Linked DNA regions of Homo sapiens: region 1 is linked to region 2. The links are chromatin contacts, found by Hi-C or POLR2A ChIA-PET in ENCODE. All regions are on one chromosome and are shown on one strand. The core of a region is the stretch at or near the end of the contact, and the rest is flanking DNA. Distances in the headings are between cores, read along the strand shown.

What was found. A loop is a pair of places that touch in the nucleus more often than their neighbours do. ChIA-PET counts read pairs that join two places held with the same protein, here RNA polymerase II (POLR2A).
Region 1: a map with no recorded cell type shows a loop between it and region 2 (2.8-fold over the local background). The contact joins the enhancer-like site here to the promoter of RGS3 in region 2. A Hi-C loop is called at or near these places in 1 of 37 single-sample maps with no recorded cell type. POLR2A ChIA-PET finds 5 or more read pairs at or near these places in 2 of 52 experiments (HCT116 and T-cell).

The regions. Positions count from the first base shown.
Region 1 is chr9:113,805,442-113,810,952 of GRCh38, reverse strand. No RefSeq gene overlaps it. Among named protein-coding and RNA genes, the nearest start is that of ZNF618, 68 kb to the left of the region's middle. Within about 2 kb of position 2,367, at least 3 of the 41 ENCODE cell types and tissues checked have a DNase peak (open chromatin) inside an H3K27ac peak, as active enhancers do.
Region 2 is chr9:113,460,501-113,466,063 of GRCh38, reverse strand. It overlaps RGS3 (regulator of G protein signaling 3), which reads right to left and starts at 2,337. Exons shown (of 23, transcript NM_001394167.1): 1 at 2,183-2,337. The coding sequence starts at 2,261. RefSeq lists enhancers at 1,525-2,479, 2,480-3,434.

The DNA.
Region 1 (5,511 bases), core at 1,118-3,617, 340 kb before region 2:
GGCTTTCCGTCCCCATGGTTTCATACGAAACCCTGGTATTTGTATAGACCTTTACAAAACTCTGTCACTTACATCATCTCACTTGATCAGCTCCTTGAGGAATCAGTCCCCATCCAACAGAGGAGGAAACTGAGGCTCTGAGATGTTAGGATGACTGTCTCAAGGCCACACTGCCAGTTTATGGAAGAGCTGGGAGTTCAGCTTAGCTCCCCTGACTCCAGTTAATTGCTTTGCCTACTTTGCTACAATGCTTTCTGTAAATGCTAATTTCCTCTAATCACACTGTAACACTATGACTGTGGGAATTTTTCTTCATTTTCCATATTATTTTACTCTTATTTTAAATGGGACACCCAAATATGCTTGAGGCTTTTTTAGGTAATGGAGATGGCATCCACCAATCTTCTGCTTTAACCCAATGTGTCTCTTCTGAGCTCCAGGGAAAATCAGAAAATCTGGAAAATTCTCCCTTTGAGCTATCTTTGTCCACAGTCTCAACCTTTCTAGTACCACTGAAACTTTTCTTTAATTAAAAACAAAACAAAACAAACAAAGCTTGTTGCTCTTCATGGATTTATTCAAAAATTTTAATTGAACACCTACTATGTGCCAGGCACTTTAGCTGTAATAATGTGTTCATTGTAGAAAAATTAGAAACTACACATAAACAACCAGATGTCCACCAACAGTAGAACAGGTAGATACATTGTGGTATAGACATAGAATGTATTACTACACAACATCAAAAAATGCACAAACTGGCCAGGCGAGGTGGCTCACACCTGTAATCCCACCACCTTGGGAGGCTGAGGTGGGCAGATCACCTGAGGTCAGTAGTTCGACACCAGCCTGGTCAATATGGTGAAACCCCGTCTCTACTAAAAATACAAAAATTAGGTGTGGTGGCGTATGCCTGTAGTCCCAGCTACTAAAGGAGGCTGAGGCAGGAGAATCACTTGAACCCAGAAGGTGGAGGTTGCAGTGAGCCGAGATCATGCCATGTACTCCAGCCTGGGCAACAGAGCAAGACTCTATCTCAAAAAAAAAAAAAAATGCACCAACTATAGTCACATGCAACAAAAATGCATTTTAAAACCGTAATGTTAACTTTAAAGATACATACACACCCCCACAAAATACATCCAGTACGATTTCATTTACATACATTTCAAAAATAGGCAAACTCAAACTATTCTTTAGGGATGCCTACTTAGGTAGTAAAACCATGAAAAATAAAAAGAGATGATAGGAAAAAGCTGCCTTCCAGGGAGTGGAAAAGGTTTCGGTGAGAGGCTTCTAAGGATCGCTTCTTGGCCTTTTGGCTAAGATCAAGTGAGAGGCTTCTAAGGAACGGCAATGAGGGTAGTTACATAAATATCCACTTCATCATTAAATGCTACATTTATAGCTCATTCACCCATCTGTGTGTTTTCATCTTTTAAAAAAAAAGTTTAGAAAATCCAGATAAAAATCAGGAGGAAAATAAATTCTGCCCCTGAATGTGAACATTTTGGGCACATTCACCCAGCCACTTCTTTTCTGTGCGTGCCTCGTTTTTATTAACCAAAGTAAAATCTCACTTTAATTTTTATTTTTTCATTTTATTTCCTCATCAAAGATGTTACCCTCCGTCCTGCCCAGAGGCACTTGCACCAGCCTTACACGTGTGCGGGGCTCGGATAGAGGAACTGTCCTTTATCATCATTCAGCCAGTAAAGGGAAATGACATGGACTTCCAGGCAGCTTATTTTGCTGTCAATCTTCCACCTTTGAAATTCTGATAAGAGCATGAGCCTCCTTCTACAATTTACAAAACAACATCTTTGGGCCATTGCCCCATTTTACAGATGGAGGAACTGAGGATCAGAGAGGTAAAGTCACTTTTTACCCAAGGCCATAGAGCAAGCAGCTCACTGGCAGCCTTGGCTTCTACTTCTCCCATCTTGCTGACCCTCCATTTCCCACCCCTGTCCACCCATCCTAATCTAAAAGACCTGTTCTGAGTCCTTGGCCTAAGTAACATGACCCCATCTCCACCTAGTCTTGCTCCTTTCGGGGAGTGTGGTGGCTTTCTTAGGGCCTGAGTCACACAGCCATCACTCAAGGGAGGGAGCAGGATGGCTCCCGGCTCCCAGCAGAACTTATTGCATCATCACTCATGCCTTGCCAAGTCTTATTGCTCCAACATCCCCTAAATGATAAAGTTGGATTCATTAAGTGTAAATTCAATCAAACTTGAAAGAGAGAGAGAAAATAAAAGTGACTTGGAATAAGAGAAATGGAAGCACCCGTAAGCGGTTGTTTCTTTTCCTAGGAGAAGTGGCCTCTGGGCCCTGTGTGTTCAAGGCAGCAGGAGTCAGTGGAGTCAGCAACTTCCCAGGGTGAGGCTGACCCTGAGAGGCAAGTCCTGCCTCTAGCACATGCTGGCTGTGGGACCTAAGACTCAGTTTTCTCATCTGTAGATGGGGGAATATCTACCCTGCGTGACTGCACTGAGGATAAGATGGTATCTTGTGCATCATCAGCTTATAAGAACTTTCCCACTGCTGAAGCAGCGAACTGTAGGAATATACCCAGATAGGGATTCCTGGGCAGCTTGGGGTCGGCTTGTAGATGTGAAGATGGGGGAGAGGAGACGTTGGATCTCAGGATGCAGAATTTGAGTCTCTCACACGTTGTTCCCAGAACTATGAGACTGTGGTGCACAAGGTGAAATGCCTTTTATATCAGGGTGTGTGTGTGTGCATAAAAGCAGAATTAAAAAAAATGTTTACCTGTACTGTGGCAGATACAGAGAGATATGCTAGTATTTTTTAAATTCCTTTTCTCCCCAATTCAACATCCACTAAATTGATTTCATGACCTACTAATGAGGGCCTTGGCCAACGTCACAGAGCAAGCTAGAGGTGAAACGGGTTAGAACTAGATCTCCTGGTCGCTAATCCATCTGCTGCCCATTACCTCCCGCTGGCAGGTGTCCAGCTTTGGTTGAGTTTTGTGTGAGTGCTCATCCCCGTGAGTGAGGGCCAGGAAGCAATGGGGGACTCTAGGTGTGGAGGTCCAATGGCCTGTAAACCCCCCAGGCTGGAGCAGACCTTCCCCCTTCACAGGAAGGTCTAACGTGAGTCTCTGCGCCGCCTAGGAACCTAATAAATAGGGGTTGAATGAAGGGAGACATGCAGAGACCACCCCAACCAGAGTCTGATCCTGCCTCTGCCACTGTGTCGTCGTGGAACCTTGGAAGTGGCACTTCTGCAATCTGAGCTTCACGATGACCTTTACCGGGGTGTGCTGGGGGTTGGGGGCTAAGGTTCTATCCGCCTAATGAGGAAGGGTTAATAGGAAGTTCCTTCTGGGATCCCACAGGCTGCTTTGAAGCACTGCCACCTACTGGTCACTCTCTCTCATTACACCTCGTCACTTGGAAGAGGGCTCTGTTTTCGGAGTATCTCCTAAATGCATGATCCTTTCCATGGTTCAAAATCCACCCATGACAGGCAAGTTCTCTTAATCCTCAGAACAACCGTGAGAGAAAAGCAAGTATTCTTAAATCCATCTTACATATGAGAAAATTGAGGGCCAGAGAGGTTAAGCCACTCACTCAAGGACACACAGGATTTTCACATGGATGCCCAGATTCCCAATCCAGTGCTCCTTCTGCCCATTACAAGTAGCAATCCCCAGCAGGCTGGATTTAGCCACAGGCTTTACCTCCAGCAGGCTAAAGGCTGAAAGAGTGGATTGGAGATGCACATCTTAGACTGGTCAGAGGGAAGTGGGGTGGGGTAGCTTGTTTGGATGTCGCCAAGAAATACTGTCAGGTGCAGCACGTTTCTTACTGGTTAATCAGTGCTGCTTCGGGCACTCCAGAAGACCTAGGTAGAGGACTGATTTCGAGAAATGATGTGGCTAGGAGCAGTGGCTCAAGCGTGTAATCCCAGCACTTTGGGAGGCTGAGGCCAGCGGATCACCTGAAGTCAGGAGTTCGAGACCAGCCTGACCAACATGGTGAAATCCCAGCTCTACTAAAAATACAAAATTAGCTGGGTGTGGTGGCACATACCTGTAATCACAACTACTCAGGAGGTGGAGGCTGCAGTGAGCCAAGATCATGCCACTGCGCTCCAGCCTGGGCAAAAAGAGTGAAACTCCATCTAAAAAAAAATAAGTAAATATTATATGACCATTATGAAGTGCTTGGGGGATGTGACAATAACCAGGCTAACTTGGTCCATGTAGACAGCCAAACTGTCTTGCTTAGATCTGGCAAGACCCTTGCTTAGACCTGTTTTCTTTCACAAAGCAATAAACAAATAGAGATGGAATGGGTGGTGGCTGAGAGGCTGGTTGTAGTGTCCTACTCCAAGGGGTTCAAATTCCATCTCTGCCATCTTACTCGCCCTGTGACCTTGGGCAAATTACTTAAGCCAAGCTTGTCCAACCCCCGGCCCACAGGCTGCACATGGCCCAGGACGGCTCTGAATGCAGCCCAACACAAATTCATAAACTTTCTTAAAACATTATGAGATATTTTTGTGATTTTTTTTTCAGCTCATCAGTTATCGTTAGGGTTAGTGTATTTTATCTGTGGCCCAAGACAATTCTTCTTCTTCCAGTGTGGCCCAGGAAAGCCAAACGGTTGGACACCCCAATAAGCTGCCTATAAAATGGGGATTCTCTGTTTCTTCATCTGTAAAACAAAAACATCCATAATTGTTTCTTGTTGGCTGTTGTATAAATTAAATGGGCTAATATACATAAAGCATTAGAGAGTGCCTGGAACGTGGTAAGCACTTAATAAATATTAAACATTTTTTTAAATAGGAATTGAGAGGAGAAGTCTGAGTTGCACCGACCTGGATTAAAATCCTAATTTTGTCACTGATTCATTTCCCAACCTTGGGCAATCCTCCCCTTTTCTGGGCCTTCCCCACTCAGATGGCTGGAGCATTCTGCTGGGCCATTCTCTGCTCCTTCCTGTTCCTGCTGCATGATGACCATGTCACCATCCGCACCCACATTCAAGGTCAGCGGGGTGGGTAGGTTTGGCTGGTGTGAGGCAGGGTGGGCAAGCTGGGACACATCTGTTCCCTTGGTTAGAATTGCGCTCTTATATTTTTCCCCTTAGAAACTATTTTATGCAGCAAGGTCAAGCGATCAGGACTGCAAATCAATTTAAACAAAGGCGCTGAGACAGATACCCTTGAACTTCAATGACTTAAAATAGCCTCGTTGTCATCCTTAGCCAAACGCTCAGTACCTGAGTTCACTTCACCTGTCATCACCGACTAATAAACCATCCCTTTTGTGGAAACTGATCAGAATGAAGCCTTTGAATCAAAGTGGATGTGAGGCCTGCTTGGATTAATAGAGCTGCATTAGCCCCCTCCCATGTTTCCAGGATGGCTACAGAGGTTGATGCATTCTTAGGGAAATGAATATCTTATTAATATTAGGAAGACCAGACTAGCCATCTTAAGAATGACCCTGGCTGCTCTGTGGGTAGCCAAG
Region 2 (5,563 bases), core at 1,088-3,587:
CTAGGAATCTGTGTATTTTTAACAGGCTCCCCACATGCTTCTGATATTTGGCTGGGTTTGGAAACCACTGATAGGAATCTTTGCTCATAAGCAGATCAGTGAAGATCACAGTGGATAAAGAAAATCAGCAGCCTGAAAGAGGGGCACCACGACAAATGGCACCCAGGGAAACAGAGCCAGTGCAGGAAACAGGAGAGAATTTCTCAAATGCTCTCATAAGCATCCTTAGAGAGATGTGAGAGGAGCCTGCACGAATAAGAGCAGGTGGCTTCCCACCCCACCCAGGCTCCTGTCTGCCTCCTGCACACTCAGGTCACAGTCACTTGTTCAAGCAGCAGCCTTCCCTGATACCCATCAGACTCAGCCCTGAGGCCATGGCTGGGCAGGAAGATCCACTCCCTGCTGGGCCTGAACCCTCCTCAGCTTCCCAGATCTGGCAGGCAGATTAATCTAATAGAAGAACATGGACCAATGCAAGGAAATATTCACATCAGGCCACTAAGGAAAACATATGGGTTACAAAATTGTCCATACAAACTTGATCTCAATTGTGTTGAAATTTGACCCCTAAATACACACAGGCACACACACACACACACACACACACACACACACACACACACAGAAATAGGTGTGGAAATAAGCCTGGGAGGATATAAATCAGAAAGTTAACAGTGGTCTCCCTGGGAAGTCAGATTACAAGTGATTTTCACTTTCTTCTTTTCACTAAGTTTTCAGCAGTAAACACATGTAACCATGATAATAAGGAGGAAAAAAGCAAACATATTTTTACTTTTTAATCAGGACACAGCTAAGGTAAGAGGGCCTCACAGCTCCCTGACACCCTTTCCTGATCACTCCTACCCCAGCCAATACAGATCATCCTGGAAACCACCCTTGTCTCACAGAGCCCTGCATCCCAATGGGGTTAGCAGGAATTGCCTCCTACGCTGGGGCATTAAGTGAGATAATGCAGGTAAAACACTTGGCATAAGGAATGGCAATGGTAAGTTCTCAACAAATGATGGCTAGTTAATTGCCCTTTATCGTCCACCAACTAGACCAGTGAATTCCTGCTGCCAGACGTCAGGCAATTTCAGAGGCCAAGCCACTGCTCTTCCATCATTCCCTCTACCCCTAAGGAAAAAAAGCAGGTTGTGGAAAACCAAATATGTTGAGCAGGAGTAAGCCTGAAAACAGAAGAGCCAGGAACCCCAGGGAGGGACCAAACTCCTTGGGCACTCTGTCTTTGAAAGCTGGGCAATGTCCAGTAATGTTTCAGTAACAGCCCCAACCTTTAGAAGGAAATTGTATGCAAGTTCAAACAAAAATGCGCTGGACAGGTCATCTCTGGAAAGCTTGAGCTCAGCTACGAACTCTGCCACTGGCTCATGGAAGATCTCTTGGTTTCAAGTCTTCACAGAGGAAAAATAACCCCTCTCCACAGAGAGTTGCAGGACCAGTGAGGAAATGAAGGGTTACCCTCAAGGGTAGGGTTGTTACCTTTACTATGGCTACCAGGAAGGCCAGGTTTGCCCAGACCTTTGGGCAGCTGCCGCCCAGCTGTTATTTGGGGGAACTCAGTCTGCTACTTAGGGGCTTGGGAGTGAAGCCTACTGTTCACTTCTTTCCACCTCAAACCCTGAGGCAGCCCTGGGACCCTCCTAAGGGATTGTTCTTTCTTGGAGGAGAGAATTCTCCCATCTCCACTGTGGCTCAGATACCCAACAAAGTCAAATTGCAGCCTCCCCACAAGGCAGCAGGGCCAAAGGGCCCAGCACCTGTCCGCTCCCTGAGCCAAAGGAAAGTGGGTGAATGAGATCTCCAGTTGCTATAACAAGACCTTGATTTAACCTGAGCTGCTTGCTAATGAGAAACTCCGTGGTGACAACCCAGGTCTCTGAAAGATTAACCAGAGCGTGATTATTCCAGCCAAGTGAGGCAGAACCAACCGCAGTTGGCACTCATGGCCGGGCAGCAGGTGGTGTCCAGCAGCTTGCTTGGACTGAGCCTGTGCCCTGAGCCCCTCCTGGGCAGTCACAGGAGAAAGGGGCCAGAGAAGGTGCCCCTAGATAGAAAGAGCACCTGCTCCCAGCCTCCCCTGTCACCACGAGGGGCTGCGTTTCTGGGCGCTGGGAGCAGGGTGAAGCAGCCCCTGCCGCCAGCCCCAGCGGGCACTTACCAAAGGTGGTGAGGTAGAAGGACAAGTCCGGGTGGGCACGCCGGCTCCCGAGGGAGACGCGGTGCAGGGAGCGCTCCATGGCGTCCCACTGCGACCCGGACAGGAGCGTCTGCAACCCGAGGCGGCTGTGTTGCTCCCCAGTAACCGGAGTCTCCAGGGCGGGAGGAGCGCGAGCGGGAGGTAGGGCTGCCCCAAGCGTTGGAACGGCCAGGGCGCGCCCGGCCCTGATTGGCCCGCGCGGGTTTGAATGGGGAGAGTTCCACCTGCCGGAGCAGAGCTGGGCCGGGGTGGGGGAGGCGGCGCCGCCGACCCGCGCTGAGCAGCGACGGCAGCCACCCAAGGAGCCAGCAGGACGGTGCGGCCACCCCGGGTATCCCGGCCCCAGCACCGCGCTCCCGGTTGGAAATGCCAGTCCCACGAGAAGGCCCAGTCCGGGGTGCCCACTCTGGGCAGGCTTGGCCTCCTCGTCCAGCTCTCCTAGACCAGCAATTAGTCGGGTTTATAACCTGCTTTGAAGCTCAGGCCTATAATCATTAGATCCAAGCAAAGGCAAAGGAGCACCCGATGGCCCAGGGCAGTGAGGTTTGGAAAAGTGTTCTCTGCGCTTGGACAGGTCGCCCCCCACCATGCTGCATCCTCTTCCCAAACCCTGCATCCTGGATCACTCTCTTGAGCCTCCTCTTGAACAAGTGCTGCCTGACACAGGTCCGGATGGGAGCAGCTTGCTCCAACCAACCTGATGGCCCCCCGTCCCACAGCCTGATGCCATCGGACAGCAGGACAGGCCCACAGCCTCTGAGAAAGAGGAACGCACAGGAAACGGAGTGGGGTGGGTGAATCCCCCAGCCTGGTGCGGGGAGGCAGAGCTGGAAGGTCAAACCCTGCTTTGCTGCTTTGTCAGCAAACATTTACAGGACACCTCCTCGTAGCAGTTTCACACCAAGACATCTGCTCTGCAAATCTCTGTTGCCACTGTGGGAAGGAAAGCTGTTAGTCTCGTGTAAATCTAAAAATGGGAAGTGTTGGTATTTGTCCCTGTTCCCCAGACTTCATCGCCAAGTGGATATTTGTGGTTCAGTGATCCACTCAAAAACAAGATGGGGAGATGCAAGACAGAAAGTGGAGAGAAGAGTTATGTGTTGAGTACCAGATGCCAGAGGCTGAGCTGAGCTGGGCAATTTACACACATCATCTCAGTTAATCTTCACGGTAAGTCTAATAAGTATTAGCCCCAATTTACCAGGAAGAAATCTGAACCTCAGGCAGAGAAGACAGGTGACATGCCCAAGGTTTGCAGAGCTAGGAATAGGCAGAGCTGAAATTTGAACCCAGGCCTGTCTGCCCCAAACGCCATTGTCCTATTCTTCCTTGGCCTCCACATCTGCCCCATGGCCAACAGCAGGTGGAAGGAGCAAACGCCACAGGGTCAGGTGGCCACCAGCGAGGAGCAGAAACTGCAGAAGGAGCCCTGAATCAGCAAACTGGTGATAAATCACATAAATGCCGTAGGATTGTTTGAATCCTGGCACTTCGTGAAGTCCTGCCCTGCTCTTTACTGCACCCCCCCACCCCACCCCACTCTCCCCCTCCAACCCCGGTTACACACACACATGGTGAACACTGCCTTTAACAAGAGCAGGTCCACTCTCCTAGCCTCAAGCCAGTGACAGATGGACTTACCTGCACCCTGGACTTTGGCATGCGTGATCCTCTTCCTGGCTGGAGAAGTTTGAGTCCACTCATCTCTTCTGGGCAGAGCGATATCAGGGCTTAGCCACTCCATCCAGCCAGGGAATATGGGCAAGCTCAGGCTCAAGCCACAGGATGTAGAGAGGACACTGAGCACAGAGACGTGGCAGACCTGCAGGAGCAAGATGGGAGCATGAGTTAGCCATGGCCTGAAGATGCTCCATGCAAGGTGTGTTCACTCCCAGTAGGAACTAGAAAGCATGGTGTTCAGGAAACAGCAAAGGAAGGCCCACAGGGAAAAGGGAAGGTGATGTGCCTGAGATGATAGTCACCTCTTCACAACTTCGCCAGGGACCACTGTAGAGCCTCCTCCCAAAGGGGAGACTATCTTGGGCTCCAGAGGCTGTGAGCAACCTGCAGGTACAACACTCAGGACGGTGAGATCCAGAAAGAAAATTGGGCAAAGGTGTGCTGTCTGAATGTGACCTAGGAGAGAAAAGACCGAGGCCCACACTGGGCACTTACACCCGGTAATGGGAACAAAGATTCTACTGCTTTGTAGGTCCCCTCCTGACTCCTGCCCCACTCTGCAGCTAACATATTCAGTTGGAAGATTGCAAGGCCAGCCTGATCCTGAGCTGGCCCCTCTGATGGTATCACCTTCACCACCACCAGTAAGGCTCCTTTACTCAGTAGCGTGCTGGAAGCTTCCTTTTCCTAAAAGGACAGGTCGGTCACCCTTTCCTCAAGAGATGGAGGAGAGAGGTGAGTGGGAGCTTGGGCAGGGCACTTCAGGAGAGACTGGCCCTATTAACCCACACTGCTGTCCAAAAGCAACATCCAGAAAGGCTCATGATCATGGCCCTGCTTTCCCCAAGAAGGCAGGAGAGTTGGACCAAGCCTGGCTTTCTCACATGTCCTGAGCATTCTAGCACCCCCTGGGGTTCTTCCACCTCACACATGTGCACACACACTCCACACATACATTATCATACCACACACGATAACAATCATACACTCTGCACACATACATACACATACCTCAACATATCCCATGTACACACACAGTCACATCATATGCACATATACACATACATAAACACACTACATACACACCTCACATACATATACAAACACACCCCACACATTATATATGCATCCTATGCATATATATAAGCACACATCACACTGACACATGCACACAAAACACATACACTACATATATACCATATGCATATATACAGATTGATTTGAAGCACTTAATAAAGTATCGAGCAATGATTTTAGGCATTTTTTTAAAGACTGACTATATCTGGAATAATAAGGAATACTTGAGTTTGAAAAGAAGGGACTAAATGGATTTATTTGGGTGCATTTTCACAATAACTCTCAAAGAATCTTAGTGACTTTAAGATATCATCTAGCCCAATAATAACCAAGAAAACTTAGAAAAATAATAACAAAGGGAACTTGTACTACCAGATGTTAAATGGTGTTAAATAATATAAAACTAAAAAGAAAAGACAGATCGATGGAATTAGAGTAGAAAGTTCAAGGGGATAATTTATTTAGAAAATAACAAAGATTTAAAGTGTTTTAACTAAAAATTCATTTCAAAAAGTTAGAAGAGGAATAAGCTAATTCAGAAGAAAAAAAAATTTTTTTTTTTTTGGAGACGGAGTCTCACTCTGT